Linked DNA regions of Homo sapiens: regions 1 and 2 are each linked to region 3. A link is a loop called in an ENCODE intact Hi-C map of the cell type or tissue named here. Cell type or tissue: OCI-LY7. All regions are shown on one strand. Each heading gives the region's core, and the rest is flanking DNA. Links, peaks and the distances in the headings are about the cores only.

Region 1 (4,000 bases), core at 1-4,000, 150 kb before region 3:
TTGACTTTTTGTCAGTCAAATACCCAAGTATAAGTCCACTGATCAGCTAGCTTTCTTTGAGACCTTCAGCTAGAAACAAGATACTGAAGGAATTGGGTTTTGGTGCAGAGAAAGGAAAAGGATGATTTCCCTACACACGTGGAGTCATCAGATGTTAGAGCTAGAGCTCATCATGGAGGAGACCCTCATAATCGAGATGAGGAAAATGAGCCCTAGAAAGGCCAGGGGACAGGCCCAATTGTGCATGTCTAGTTCACAGCAAGGCCTGGCCTGTACAGAAAGTCCGGCTCCCTCATCCTGCCTCAGCCAACTGCTCCTCCCCGAGCTGACCTGAAACCAGCAGTTCCTAGCCCAGCCCTGGCTGCTCCCTGGGGCACTCCTTCCCTCTCACCTGCTCTACCATGTCTGGCTTTGATCTTGTTCACCTGGGCTGCCCCATATTCCAGGCCCTGCCCTCTGCCTAGGGCTGTCTGCCTGCCACACTTGTTGCCACAAAAATCCTGTCCTCATGTCTCTGAACAGGTTTGACGGCTGGAGCAAGGGTAGGAGGGGGGAGCATGGTGGGGCTTCTCTTCCCAGGCCGTGCCTCCATCTGTCTAGAACCAGCTCTGGGAAGCACTCATCAGGCATGTCTTGCTCCTCAGGTCAGGCATGGACAAGATGCCACCAAAGTCCTGAGCATCTAGCCCCTCCCTGCTCGGGAGTCTGACTTGCCACACCTGCTTGTGGAGGAGGGAACAACTGAATGCTTGAGGGGAGACACCTCCTCCTCCTCCGACGCCTTCCGCACCTGAACTCAAACATAACAGCTCTGCTGGGAAGGGGCTTTTGCGTTTTTAAAGGACTTATCCATTTCCCTTCTCTCTAGTGCCCACCCTCCCACTCCCCCGCTCCCTCAGCCCACCCAACCCAAATCAAAGCCTTCTAGGATGGTTTGTGCCTCTGAGCAGACAGGGTGTCCTCAGGAAGACCCTGATCCAAAGGGATTCGGGGTGGTGGGGTAGTTTAGGGGTGGCGACCAAAGCACACAGGCCCCTTCTTCATCCCTAGCGTGTTTTCCTTCTCCTGAGTCTTGGTGAGTCAGAGCCACAGGGCCACACACAAGGCTACTATTCAGGGCTCGTTTTCCTTCCCCTCTACTCAGATCTTGGCATCTCTCACTCCTTCATTCTCTATGTGGGCCTTATTCTCACCATGGGAAAGCTCTGCTCCCTGCCCTGTGCCGCCTCACTTTCCCCCAACAACCCACCCAACACACACACACACACACACACTCCTCATCCTTGCCTTTTGAGAGTTTGCAGGCCCAGCTGGATACAAACATACAGGAGGTAGAACAACATAGAAATGTTACACCAACAAATCCTTATTCACATACTCAACCGGTTTTATTGCTTCTGGCTCCGTGCAGACCTCAGCCAGCTTGAGAAGGGGACACACACCACACACTCGCTGTGCTTGCCCTTCATCTATTCAGCATATAGTTATTAAGTACTGACTCTGTGTCAAGCAAGCATCATGCTAAGGGCTGGCATTTACACTCTGGTGGAGAAACATGTCTCAAAGAGGTGACTCTCAGGGTTGTGCAGGGCAGGATATTACAAGTGTTCCAAATGAGGGATGGGGCCCCTAAGATTCAGGAGAGCTGGAAACCCGCGGGTCTAGAGACTTAAGAAGCACCTGCTTTAAATAAAAGGGAGAAGGAGATCGGTTTGCATTGATAGGGTTCTGGGTACACTACAGCAAGGAGTCTGAGCAAGAAAAGCAGTTCAGAACAGGAGCTTTGTCGGTCCGTGCGCAACCTTGGACGAGTGAGTGAACCTCCGCCACCCTCCATCTCAGCATCAGTAAAATAAAGATGGGAACCTCCCTCTCAGGGTTTTGTGAGAATCCCGTGAGATAAAGCAGGCACGTGCCTAGCACATAGTAAGAACTCCATGGGTTTGCTGCTCCCTTTGTGGAGCGGCGCTGTGGGTGAAGGGGCGGTGATAGAAGTTGCTTGTCTAGATTGGAAGCCATGTGGTTCTGACGCCAAGGCCCGGCTGCAACGTGCCCGACGGGCTACTCCGGGCTGGCAGCCCCGCCCTTCTTCGGAAAGCTGACTTACTTGCGCCCCCTGGTGTTTCACATGCTGTGAATCTCTCACGACCGAGGTCTGGCCGCGCGCCACCTCTCTGAGGGAAGGACAGGGTCAGTGGCCAGGAAGGGGCCCACTTCAGACGCCGGCGTAAACGAGGATGCGCCTCCTCTCGTCCCCGTGCTCAGCCGCCTCCCTGGTGTCTAAGTTCGGAGCACAGCAGCTTACCCTGCCTGAAAAGCGGAACGAAGCCTAGACTGCGTAAAAAAAAACAGAGAACAGAAACCACCTCACAGCATTGTTGTGAGCCTTAAATGAGCAAATTTAAGACTTAAAACTGGTCATTGACATAAGCCTTCAAAAAGTGATAGCTATTAGTATTATGTAGCTCCTAGAACAGTGGCTGACATATAGTAGATGCTCATAACTGTTAAAAAGGGGCCAGGAGGATTCTATCTATTTATGCATTCATCCATTTAATTATGCTTCAGAAATGTCTTGCTCTTTTTATACTGTCGATGCTGTAAAATACAAAACCCATAATAAGCCAAGTAAGCAAGCAAGAGCCAGCACTCTGGGAGGAAAACAAAGAGATTTTCTTCATTGAAATATCCATGCCACAGTTCCTACTAGGTGCCAGGCACTGTGATAGGCACTAGGATAGAGAAATAAGTTACAGGCCTTTAGGGATTTTAGGTGCTGGTGGGAGAGACAAACATGAAACGCAGTGTTATGTGGATTATAATAAATAGAGCAACAAGCTGTGGCTGCACAGTTAACCCCCAGTGGAGTCAGGAAAGGTCTCACAGAGGAAGGGACACTTGTCTTGGTCTTGAAGGAGAGGTAGATGCTCCCAGGTGAAGAAGAGAATGAAGGGCATTCCAAGGAATGAGGATAGCATATACAGTGCACCAAGTTGCCAGCAGGCACCGTGTTTCTGGTGAGAAGCCTGGGATGGAAGTCTAGATCAGGAGAAGTAAGCAGGAACTCGACAGGAAAGGGCATGGTCTGCCCAGGCAAAGAATTTGTGCCCTTATTTGGTGGGCCACTGGAAGCCTGAATTGAGGAGCATCATGAGCACAGGCACATTTACCAAGAAGCTAATGAGGTTTAAGCTTCGAGGCCCATCACTGGCATGGCCCCTTCCAAACCCTGAAGAGCCCAAGCAATGTGGTTGTAAAATTTGCAAAATAAGATTAAATCTTAACTGCAATCTGTTAACACTGCTGTCTCCTTTCACTCTTTCTCCTATATCACACTTTCCCACATGTTGGATGGCCTTGGAGTGGTAGCCATAAGCATTTTTGGAATTCAACTAAAAGTAAGTTGAATGAAGCACTACTTTATTTAATACTTGTACCTAATTTTCTCCTTTTCTTCTCGATACATAATACTTTACATATTTATGGGGTATATATGATCATATACGTAGTATGTATAATGGTCAAGCTTGTTATACACGTAGTATGTATAATGGTCAAGTCAGGATATTTGGGGTATCCATCACCTTGAGTATTTATCATTTCTATGTGTTGGTATCATTTCAAGTCCTCTCTTCTAGTTACTTTGAAACATACAAAGTATTGTTGCCAAGTATAGTCACCCTATTCTGCTATCAAACATTAGAACTTATTTCTTCTATCTAACTGTATGTTTGTAACCATTAATCAACTTCTCTTCATTCCCCTCCCACCAACCACCCTTCCCAGACTCTGGTATCTATCATTCTATTCTCTATGGCCATGAGGTCAAGTTTTTTAGCTCCCACATATGAGTAAGAACATGCAGCATTTGTCTTTCTGTGCCTGGCTAATTTCATTTAACATAGTGACTTCCAGCACCATCCTTATGGCTGCAAATGAGTTGATTTCATTCTTTTTTATGACCAATAATATTCCATTTTGTATCTATACCAAGTTTTCT
Region 2 (4,000 bases), core at 1-4,000, 110 kb before region 3:
CTCCAGCTGGATGGCCTTCTCGATAACCCTCGTACACCAGCCCACTCCTGCCTTTGGGTCCCTGTACGGGCTCTGCCCTCGGCTTAGGATGCTCTTCACCAGGAAGCTGCCTGGCTTGATTCCTTGCCTCCTTCAAATCTCTGCTTGCATGTCACCTTAATGAGGCCTACCCTGATCATCCTAGTTGCAACTGTAACCATCCCCTTGACTGTGCTCTCTTTACCACTGCACTTACTACTTTTTAACATACTCTGTTTTACTTCTGATGTTTATTGTTTATGGTCTATCCTCCTGCAATAGAAGGCAAACTCCATGAGGGCATAGACTGTTCACCAATGGGTCCCTAGTGCCTAGCACAGTCCTGGCATGTGGTAGGAAATAAGTATTTGTTGAATTAATGAATGCACTCATCACCTTACCACAGAAAGTGGGGGTAAAGGAGTGTCACTGTAGGTTGGGGACAGGAGGGAAGTGCTTGCAGCCCCTTCCCACTCTGCCCGCCCACAGAAGTTGGGGCTGCGGAGTGAGGGGCGCTAGGACCCGGAGGCGGTGGGGAGAGAGGTTAAAGGTTCCTCTGAAACCTTCTCCACTATCTCTGTCTCTGAGATGTCTGCAGCCAGCTGCACCCCATCTGCTTACACTCGGGAGGCACCTCTAACGCCACCACCGCCCCCCACCCCCAACCAAAGACTGACAGTGAATTTGGAGTTGGGGGCATCGGCAGTTACTAGTAAGTTGTTTACCCCAGGACTTTAAAATCATATGAGGAGGCAGGAAAGACACCTGCGAGGTGGGAGAAACTGAGGCTGAAGAAGCGACTGGAGCCAGATCCCAGGTGAACTCTGAACTCTCGAAGTTAAGCCCAGGATTTTAAAAAGAATTTTACTTCTGACGGAGGGCCACAGTGCCCGCAGGGCCCGTACCTGCTATCCTGGGAGGTTTGAGGGTTGGGGTGGTGGGGAGAGGAGAGTCTCTTTCGGCAGACTGCACCTCCCCACCCCTTCCCTATTTACCACGCCCCCAGGCGCTGTGCGGGCGGAGGGAGGGTGAAGGAGCAGTGGGGAGGAGGCAGGGCGAGAAGACGAAGGAGGGAAAAAGCTCCAGGGCTTCCACTCTCTCGGCAGGACCCCCACCCTGGCCTCTGGTGCGGGAAAACCTCCCAGCTGTTTCTGATTCTTTCATACTCTCAGCCCCGCCCGAGAGGGTGGAGGACCGAGGCACAGAGGGGGAGCGGGGAGAGACTGAGCTCCGCTGAGCCCAGGAGTAAGGGGCGGGGAGTCCGCAGGTGCCCCCTTAGCGTCGGCAGTCGATTCCCGGTCCGTAAAGAAAAGCACCCGGGCCGGGCAGGCCGGGCAAGCAGGAGCCAGGTCTAAACGTGATGCATTGGGGGTGGGGGGTGCAGTGGCTCAGAAGAAGCAGGGGCGATGAGCTCTAGCTGAAAGCATCCCCTGCTAGAAGCCGACTGCCCACGGCGCTCCTGTAGGCAGTGTTGAAAAGGTAGTTAAGACCTCCAACTCCCGGTGGCAGGGACTCTACCCATTTCACAGAAGCGCAAGGATGGAGGAAATGAGTGCATCCTCCGTGCTCAGCGCCGGTGTCACTGTAGGTTGGGGACAGGAGGGAAGTGCCCGCATCCCCTTCCCGCTCCGCCAGCCTGGCCGTCACCCATAGAAGTGGGGCTGCTGAGTGAAGGGCGCTAGGACCCGGTGGCGCGGTGTCGGCAGGGACTGGGCGCTTGGGGCGCAGGAGGGAGCCGCGGCGTCCCGTCGCAGCGTGCGGGAGCAGGTGGGGGTGCAGCGCGGTGGCGCGCGGGAGCCCCGAGGGGCGGAGGCGGCTGCTACACCTAGGGCGTCGCGGAGCGCCCCGGGCTTGGCGCGGGCGGAGCCGCCCTAAGGGCCGCGCGTGTCCCCGGCCTCGGCCCCGCCCCGTCCCGTCCAATGAGAGCCCGCGGCCGAAGGGGCTGTCCGCACACTAGGCCCGCAGCTCCCTTCAGCGCCGCAGACCCCCTGACACCGCACCCGGTCCTCAGGCAGCGCGCCCCAGACCCCGGGTTCGGCACGCCGTCGTCGGCTTCCGGACATCGCAACTTGCGCCCCTCTCGGGGATCCTCCTCCCGGGCTCTGGACCCCAGGTGATCCTAGGTCCCCAGCCGCCGGCGAACACCATGGCCCCCCAGGGGGGTGAGGTAGGAGCAGCCTGAGTACCCCCAGAAGGTGCCCCGTCCACGCCCCTCCGGGCTGCGCGGCGGGAGTCTTCGGGGAGCTATGCTGAGACCGGGTGGTGCGGAGGAAGCTGCGCAGCTCCCGCTTCGGCGCGCCAGCGCCCCGGTCCCTGTGCCGTCGCCCGCGGCCCCCGACGGCTCCCGGGCTTCGGCCCGCCTAGGTCTTGCCTGCCTTCTGCTCCTGCTGCTGCTGACGCTGCCGGCCCGCGTAGACACGTCCTGGTGGTAAGTGTGGCTCTCAGGCTGGGCGGGTGAGGCGCTTGGTAGGAGAGGCCGGAGGCGCCTGGAGGGACTGGCTGCTCACGGGACCAGGCTGTTGCTTCGACGGGTTGGAGACGATTCGGGCAGGACTGTCACTGAAATCTGAAGTCGCGGGGTGGCGGGAGGGTGAGGCGCCGCGTCTTACACGACTGGTGAGAAAGGCGCTGGGCATTCGGAGCAAGGATGCCCGGTGGTCGCGGCTCCTTAGGCCTCCACGTGCTGTACCCCCTCTATTTCAGCTCAAGCCCCTTAGGGCAGAAGCTACCTTCCGAGTTTCCCTCAGGGTGAGTTCAAGGAACGAATAACCTTCCAGGGCCCGCAATAGCTTCGCCAGGGCCCCAATCGCCTAAGGTCGCCCTCTGAGAGGTGGAGAAAGGGGCAGCTCGCTAGTCTAGCCCACCCATACCACAGGAAGGCTTTGGTGAGGCAGCAGCACCCAGCCGAGGCTTAGAAATGGAATCGAGGCAAAATTTACCCCATTAACTCCCACAATTAAAACAAACAAAACGCATGGGTTTGCATTATCTAGGCATTTGTCTTCAGCCACCGTTTTGAGGATGTCACTTAGGAAACTTTGCCTCCCTCCCTTCTTCCTATTCTTTCCCATCTCCCATTTCTCCCCTCCAAGAGCCAGAGGGCTGCGGAGTCCCAAGATACTAAGAGACCCCCTCCCCAGATTTCTTGCAGGCCCTAGACTCCAGACACTTCACAAGAGGGCAGATGAGGCAAAAAGGCATTACAGATCCACTGGATGTCTCGTGTCTGTTCTTTTTAGAATCCTCCCTGCCCCCTACTCCTTGGATGGCACTCATCACCTTCCCGTAGGAGAAGGAGCTGCTTTCCCTTCTTCCCCACCATGGGGAGAGGGCAAAGCAGGGAGAGTTGAACCTAGAAAAGACTCAGTCTTTCCTCTTCACCCCACAATCAAACTGGCCTCTTGGACTAGGCTATTGCCCCTCTCCACCAGGCAGTGCCTCCCGTCCTTTCCTTACTCCGTTCTTCTTCCCGTGCAAGCCCCCCTCCCCGAAATGTGGTCTCTTCTCTCCTTGCACCCTGTGGCTTTTCTCCTCTTGACTTGGAATCTTGGCTGAAGGGTGAGGGGTAGCTGGCCGAGGGGCCCGCCAGCTTGGGCTGCAGATTCCTATCATTTCAAGATGCCGTCTCTCCTTATCCCAACCCCCACCCCCTGTTTTCCTGTTTCAGAAAAATCTCTTTTGAATTTTTTTTTTTTAAATCTCTGCAGTGTTGGGGAAGGCAAGGAGGGGGGGTTCTGGTTGGGGGAACAGAGAGGCCTATATCTTACATCTGGCTTGAAACATTCTTTTAGAAAGGGAAAGGGGAGAAGGGGGATGAGGAGAAAAACCTTTCAAAGTTCTGAGTGAGATCAAAGCTACCTTTTGCCTTCATGAGCTTGGTCTGGCTGGGGACTTGGCATCTTCAGGGTCTTTGTTGAGACAACATGAAGTAACCGCTGCCCATCTTTATCTGGCTCAGACAGCAGTTTGCTTTTTGGGACTC
Region 3 (7,079 bases), core at 3,080-7,079:
AAAGTATGACAATGGAATATCCATCCATGAAGAGCTGAGACTTTGATGCCTTTTTAAGTATACTGAAAAAAATTTTTTTTCCTACTTTTCTCTCTTGGCAGAGATGGCTGTTTCTGTTCTCTCCTTTATTAGTCATAAGATTCCCTGATTTGCTGGGCGTATATATATATATACACTGAGAAAATGATGAAAATTTCTAGCCTTCCTTATAGCTAGTAATGGCCATATGAAACAGACCTGACCAGTAGGAAGTAAGGTGAAATAGTATGTAACATTTCTGAGAATAGTCCTTGGCTTCTGTGGGGTGGAGTAGAGGGAAGTAGTGACCTTACCCCGGATTTCTTTCCTTCCTACTGATTGGAATGTGGATATGATGGCTGAAGCAAGAGCAACAGTCTTACACGACAAAGTAAAAACTACATTTGGAGATGGCAGGCTAACAAAATAGAAGGGGTCTGGGTATCTGATGATTATTGTTTTCCATACTAGCCATGGACTAACTATATTAACATGAAAGACAAATTTCTGTGTCTTGGTCCATTTGGACTGCTATAACAAAATATCACAAACTGCGTAGATTATAAACAGTATAAATTTATTTTTAACAGTTCTGGAGGCTGGGAAGTCTATGACCAAGGTACCAACAAATTTGGTGTCTGGTGAGGGTCTGCTTTCTGGTTCACAGACGGCGCCTTCTCGTGGTGTCCTCCCACGGTAGAAGTGGCAAGCAGCTCTCTGGGGTCTCTCATAAGGGCATTCATCACATCCCTGAGGGCACTGCCCTCATGACCTGATCACCTCCCAAAGACCCTACCTCGTAACATCACATTGGTGATTAGAATTTTGGGGGAAACACAAACATGCACACCACAGCACTCTGCTGTTTTGAGTTTTCTATCTCCCAGAGCCAAACTCAATCTTAAATACACAGCTCTGAAAACACATTAGAAAAGTAGTCACCTGACAAATTCTGTCTGCTGGTTTCATTTTCTCTGTTCCTCGAAGGAGAACCTGGTTCTGAAATGCTGCTCTCTGTTCCTCCCATCAGTGGTTGCAAATGGCTTACAGATACTTGCTCAATAAAAGATGTGCCATGCTTATGGAAGTACCACCATTCAAATATCTATGACAAACAGAAAATATCCTGCACTTAGAATCGATCAGCAGATACATGAGCTCAAATTAAAACATTCTCTCAAGATGTCCTGTTCAATTCAGCATTTTAAATGCACTCTCCTTTCAAAAAGAAAAAAACATACAAACACAAGATTCACCAATAACATGTCACGTAAAAGTGAAATACATTTTTTATAGTTCCGTCATAAAATTTAGACAAGCTTAAGCAAAACTAGGCATATGTAATAAAGCATTAAAAACAGAAAGAAGCATTTTAATCTATAAGTAATTTAACTCTGTTAAGTTACATTGTCATTTTATTCTATCTGCAGCATAAACAGTTTTCAAATAATAAGCATAGTGGATGAACAGACTAGACTAGCATCAGCATGCCCATGTTTTAACTCCCAAATCAGTCATTTATTAGCTGTGTGCTGTGGGCAAGTCACTTAATCTCTTAATATCTCAGAGCCTCAGCTAAATGTGGTTAACAAGAATTATAAGAAAGTGCTTTCTGAAGCAAAAAGTACTACTCTGGTATTTGGCAAAATTATTAATAAAGGTTAAGGTCAAGTTGATTCCCATATTGAACCATTTAAAAATCAGGATATTCATTTCTTTCTATTTCCATGGTTTATCACTGATATAAAAAGAGAAACCAGGCCAGACACGGTGGTTCACGTCTGTAATTCCAGCACTTTGGGAGGCCAAGAAGTCCCAAAAGAGGGATCCTCAAGAAGAATCGCTTGAGCCCAAGAATTCTAGACCAGCCTGGACAAAACAGTGAGACCTCATCTCTACAGAAAAATATAAAAATAAAATATTAGCTGGGTGAGGTGGTGCATGCCTGCAGTTCCAGCTACTCAGGAAGTTGAAGTGGGAGGATCTCTTGAGCCCAAGGAGGTCAAGGCTGCAGTGAGCTGAGATTGCACCACTGCCCTCCAGCCTGGGCAATAGAGTGAGACCCTGTCTCAAAAAAAAAAAAAAAAAAAAAAAAAGTCACCTGACAGACTAGTCTTCTGCCAAATGTAGTGGATACATGTATTACTTTAAAGAATAAACAAAGCATATGCACAACTAAGAGATTTTAATCTTTTTATTTCCTTTTTTTAAAATGTTTTGAGATAGGATCCCACTGTCACCAGGCTGGAGTACAGTGGCATGATCACAGCTCACTGAAACCTTGACCTCCCTGGGCTCAGGTGATCATCCCACCTCAGCCTCCCGTGTAGCTAGGACTACAGGCATGTGCCACCATGCCCAGCTAATTTTTATGTTTTTTGTAGGGACAAGGTTTTGCCATGTTGCCCAGGCTGGTCTCAAATTCCTGGGCTTAAGCGCTCTGCCCTCCTTGGCCTCACAAAGTGCTAGGATTATGGGTGTAAGCTACCATGACCGGCCAGATTATAATATTTTTGAAAACTATTTTACTATGACCACAAACAGAACCCATCACAAAAAAATCAGCATTTTCAAATCTGTAGGAATGTTATTTTTTTGCTTCAGTAAATAACAGAACAAATATGCTACATAGGTGCCAAAAGTATAGTCATGTTGGGGCCCGCTGACTACATGCCACAACGTTTATAGGAAAGTGTGAGAAAATCATGGTGCAGCATTTTTTCTATCATGTCACTAATGTTTTATGCTCAGTCTAAAATGGTATCTCTTTCTGCTCACTCTTAAGTTAGCAAGAATTACCACCAAATGAGGCCATGGTTTGACTTCTACCATATATTTTACTAAGAAGTGAGATAAAACTTCTTTACACAAGCAGAAACTGTTCATGTGACAGAAAAGGTTTATATTGAATAAATCTTGGCTAAGAAAATTGGATAGGGCCAGGCACGGTGGCTCATGCCTATAATCCCAACACTTTGGGAGGCTGAGGTGGGAGGATCACTTGAGGCTGGGAATTTGAGATTAACCTGGACAACATAGTGAGACCCCATCTCTACAAAACATAAAAAAAATGAGCCAGGTGTGAGGGTGTGTGCCTGTAGTCCCAGCTACTTTGGAGGCTGAGGTGGGAGGATTGCTTGAGTTCAGCAGGTCAAGGCTGCTGTGAGCTGTGATTGTACCACTTCACTCCAGCCTGGGTGACAGAGTAAAACACTGTTTCGAAAAAAAAAAAGAGAAGATAAGTACCATCAAGGGCAACAACAACACACTTCCCTTCACCATACAAAGTGCAGGTGGGTTTTCTAATGAATGAGTATGAAGTTAGGGGCTTTTTTCAACTTTTGAGTCAACTTTTTAACACAAATGAACAATGGTAATAATAACTGCAAATACTTATCAAAAGCTTTCTATGAGCCACACATTATGCCAATCCTTGACATGCATTATGTCATTTAATTTTTATAACAACTGATTTTAGAGATGAGGACACACATTCCAAATTTAAATAACAGTTCACATCACTGGTAACTGGCAGAGCTGGGATTCTTATTCAGGTTTGCCTGACTTCGGAGCTTCCAACCATTACACCAGACTGATTCATAAATATATCTCTTTATACATGTATATGTGATTATATGTATATACAAGTTTGTTAAATCCAGGTGGTAAAAGAAATTATAAACACAACAACCTTTGCTAATAAAAACCCATCAACATTGCAAGGGTAATAATACAGTTTAACCTTTAAAATGTTACTTGAATTTCCTAATTTGTGTATATTTAAAATGCGGTTTTATAAAGAGTAACAAAAGGTTTTTTTGGGTTTTTGTTGTTGTTGTTTTGTTGTTGAGACAAGGTCCACTCTGTTGCCCGGGCTGGAGTGCAGTAGCATGATCACAGCTCACCACAGCCACGATTTCCTGGGCTCAAGCAATCCTCCCACCTCAGTCTCTGAAGTAGCTGGGACTACAGGAATGCGCCACCACAACGCGCTAAATTTTTAAAATTTTATACAGAGACCAGATCTTGTTCATTTGTCCAGGCTGCTCTTGAACTCCTGGCCACAAGCAATCCTCCTGCCTCAGCCTCCCACAGTGTTGGCAGTACAGACACGAGACACCACACCTGGCCACAAAAAGTTTTTTACAAGGTTTTAGACATCATATATATAAGTTATCCCCCTCTTATAAATGAGGAAATTATAGCTTAGACAGTTTATGTAGCTTGCCCAAAATTATCAGCTAGTAAGTGGCAGAGTTAAGATTCAAAATTTTATCTTCTGGTTCCCAAACCAGAGCTTTTTCCACTATATCAGCTGCTTAATATTGATAGTTTCTTTAAAACAAACAAACAAAAACCATATTAAATAGAGACAGGGTCTTGTTGTTGCCCAGGCTGGTCTCAAACTTCTGGCATTAAGGGATTCTCCCACTCCATCCTCCCAAAGTGTTGGGATTACAGGTGTAAGCCACCGTGCCTGGCTTAAAGACAGTTTATCGTCTTTACTTAGACTTTTGTATGCTATGGACTAAACATGCTAAAATATGCTTATGTTAAATTATGAGGCTTATATTAACATGTAGTTTTAATCCTGAATTCCTCAATAGCTTCTATTTTTTTTAGCCAAGAGAAAAATCTCGTTCTTGTTTGGCATTTCACTTTAACAAAATGGTCTGTATTTAGTCCCTATTTAAAAAAATAGATCCAATACAAATGCTATTTCTACTACAGCTGGAGAGCACCACCTAGAGATAAAAAAAAGAACAGGCTGGGCATGGTGGTTCACGCCTGGAACCTTAGCACTTTGGGAGGCCGAGGAGAATGGATCGTTTATGCCCAAGCGTCTGAGACTACCCTGAACAACACAGTGAGACTCTGTCTCTACAAAAAATAAATAAAAATTTAAAGGGAAGAGAAAAATTTATTGGCTATGCATGGCATAAAACTTCTTAAGATTTTTATCTGCAGCAGTATTGTTCCAAAGTGTACACTAGTAAACATGACATCCTAGGGATGTTAACGTGAATTATAAAAAATATTTTATTTTTTTTAAATTAAAAATATCTTCTTCAAGGAAAAGTTGAATTAAAGTTAAACAGTTTTGTTGTTTTTGTTTTTTGAAACAGAGTCTTGCTCTGTCACTCAGGTTAGAGTGCAGTGGCACCATCTTGGCTCACTGTAACCTCTCCCTCCAGGGTTCAAGTGATCCTCCCACCTTGGCCTCTCCAGTAGCTGGGACTATAGGTGCGCCACACACGCCTAATTTTTGTATTTTTTTGAAGAGACAGGGTTTTTCCATGTTTCCCAGGCTGGTCTCGAACTCTATCACCCCACCTCGGTCTCCCAAAGTGCTAGGATTACAGGTATGAACCACTGTATCAGGCCAAACAGGTTTCTTAATTGTGAGAATTCTCAGAATAATGGCCAAAATTCATTAAGTGTACATTCTGAACCAGCTATCATGTTATAAACTTACAACATTATCTGATTTACTCTTCATAATCCTATAAAGTTCATGCTATTAACTGCCAGTTAACAGATGAGGAAACTGGGGCTTGAAAAAACTGTAAGTTGAATTCATGACACATAAATTTTAGTCTTCCCAATGTTGCCAATATTAAAATGCTGTAGTCAGACATGGTGGCACATGCCTGTAATCCCAGCTACTAGGGAGGCTGAGACGGGAGGATGGCTTGAGCCCAGGAGTTAAGGCCACAGTGTGCTATAATGGTGCCTGTGAATATCGACTGTACTCTGGCCTGGGCAACGTAGTGAGACTCCATCTCAATTTTTTTTTAATGGGCAAATTTTATATAAAAACTGTATGTCCAGGTTCTACTTATTTATTCATTCATTTTTGAGAAAGGGTTTCTCTCTGTCGCCCAGGCTGGAGTGCAGTGGCAAGATCTTGGTTCACTGTAACCTCCACCTCCCAAGTTCAAGAGATTCTTATGCCTCAGCCTTCCGAGTAGCTGGGACTACAGGCACATACCACCATACCCAGTTATTTTTTGTATTTTAGTAGACGGAGTTTCATCATGTTGGCCAGGCTGTTCTTGAACTCCTGGCCTCAAGTGATCTGCCTGCTTCAGGCTCCCAAAGTGCTGGGATTATAGGTGTTAGCCACCACGTCCGGCCTGTCTGGGTTCTCTTTAAATCATTTGAAAAATTGAAAAACCTGGTAATACTAGTTCCAAGTCTATATGGCAACAATTAGCTTTAGCCTCTTTTAGAAGGGGCATGCACTGTCCAGGCTACCCAGTCCTCAAAGAAATAAGAATTTAATTATTAAACTCTATCCATTTCACTCATTTTTGTTACCAACTTGGGCTCTGCAGGCATTTAATTTCCAACACACCCCAAGCCCTCCCTGACTACAGTTTACAATAAGCCTTTAATATGTAAATAAATACTGTCAATCTCTTAAAAGTAGATTGGGAGATGCAGTGTTCCCCAAACTTGTTTGAATAGGTAACTCTTTTCAAATGCTGAATACATTTTGGAAATGCTAATCCATAGGTAATAATAATTTATAATTATTATAACCATATAAAGGATCTTTAGGCCAGGGCGGTGCCTCACGCCTGTAATCCCAGCACTTTGGGAGGACAAGGCAGGCGGATCACCTGAGGTCAGGAGTTGGAGACCAGCCTGACCAATATGGTGAAATGCCATCTCTACTAAAAATACAAAAATTATCCGGGCATGGTGGCCGGCACCTGTAATCCCAGCTACTCGGGAGGCTGAGACAGAAGAATTGCTGGAACCTGGAAGGCGGAAGTTGCAGTGAGCCGAGATCATGCCACTGCACTCCAGCCTGGGCGACAGAGCAAGACTCTGTCTCAAAAAAGAAAAAAAAAAAATATCTTTAGATAAACACCAAAACATGAAGGAAGGAAATGGAAACTACTTACAAATATTAGTCCTGATATCAATGAAGAGGTCCCTGTAAGTGCCACATAGAATTTGGGTGTCAATGAATTTAAAAATACAGTCACTGTCAAAAGAACAAGAATCAAAGTTTTAAAAAATGCAAATTTAAAGTACTTAGGTTACAAATA

The links. Hi-C counts contacts between places; a loop is a spot of excess contacts. Peaks named below come from ENCODE experiments on the same cell type or tissue, not always from the same donor. Only the 100,000 strongest peaks of a DNase experiment are listed, where the experiment ranks them.
Region 1: a loop joins it to region 3, with 7 times the contacts of the local background. A loop is called at or near these places in 19 of 110 quality-filtered maps.
Region 2: a loop joins it to region 3, with 4 times the contacts of the local background. A loop is called at or near these places in 50 of 110 quality-filtered maps.

Annotation. Positions count from the first base shown.
Region 1 is chr1:112,464,194-112,468,193 of GRCh38, forward strand. It overlaps a transcript of WNT2B not described here. Among named protein-coding and RNA genes, the nearest start is that of MIR4256, 4.4 kb to the left of the region's middle. RefSeq lists enhancers at 1,953-2,052, 2,233-2,512. In OCI-LY7, for the core only: CTCF peaks have their summits at 2,148 (motif pointing left) and 2,347; a DNase peak (open chromatin) is centred at 2,278; H3K4me3 peaks cover 1,233 bases; H3K27ac peaks cover 1,581 bases.
Region 2 is chr1:112,506,999-112,510,998 of GRCh38, forward strand. It overlaps WNT2B (Wnt family member 2B), which reads left to right and starts at 1,967. Exons shown (of 5, transcript NM_024494.3): 1 at 1,967-2,446. The coding sequence starts at 2,265. RefSeq lists enhancers at 1,235-1,778, 2,703-3,202 and silencers at 1,756-1,885, 1,896-2,005, 2,066-2,145, 2,206-2,315, 2,309-2,603. In OCI-LY7, for the core only: no CTCF peak of the experiment used is centred there; DNase peaks (open chromatin) are centred at 1,023 and 1,673; H3K4me3 peaks cover 1,817 bases.
Region 3 is chr1:112,609,881-112,616,959 of GRCh38, forward strand. ST7L (suppression of tumorigenicity 7 like) reads right to left here. Exons shown (of 15, transcript NM_017744.5): 2 at 6,933-7,015; 3 at 961-1,123. Among named protein-coding and RNA genes, the nearest start is that of ST7L, 5.7 kb to the right of the region's middle. In OCI-LY7, for the core only: CTCF peaks have their summits at 4,753 and 4,955; a DNase peak (open chromatin) is centred at 4,791.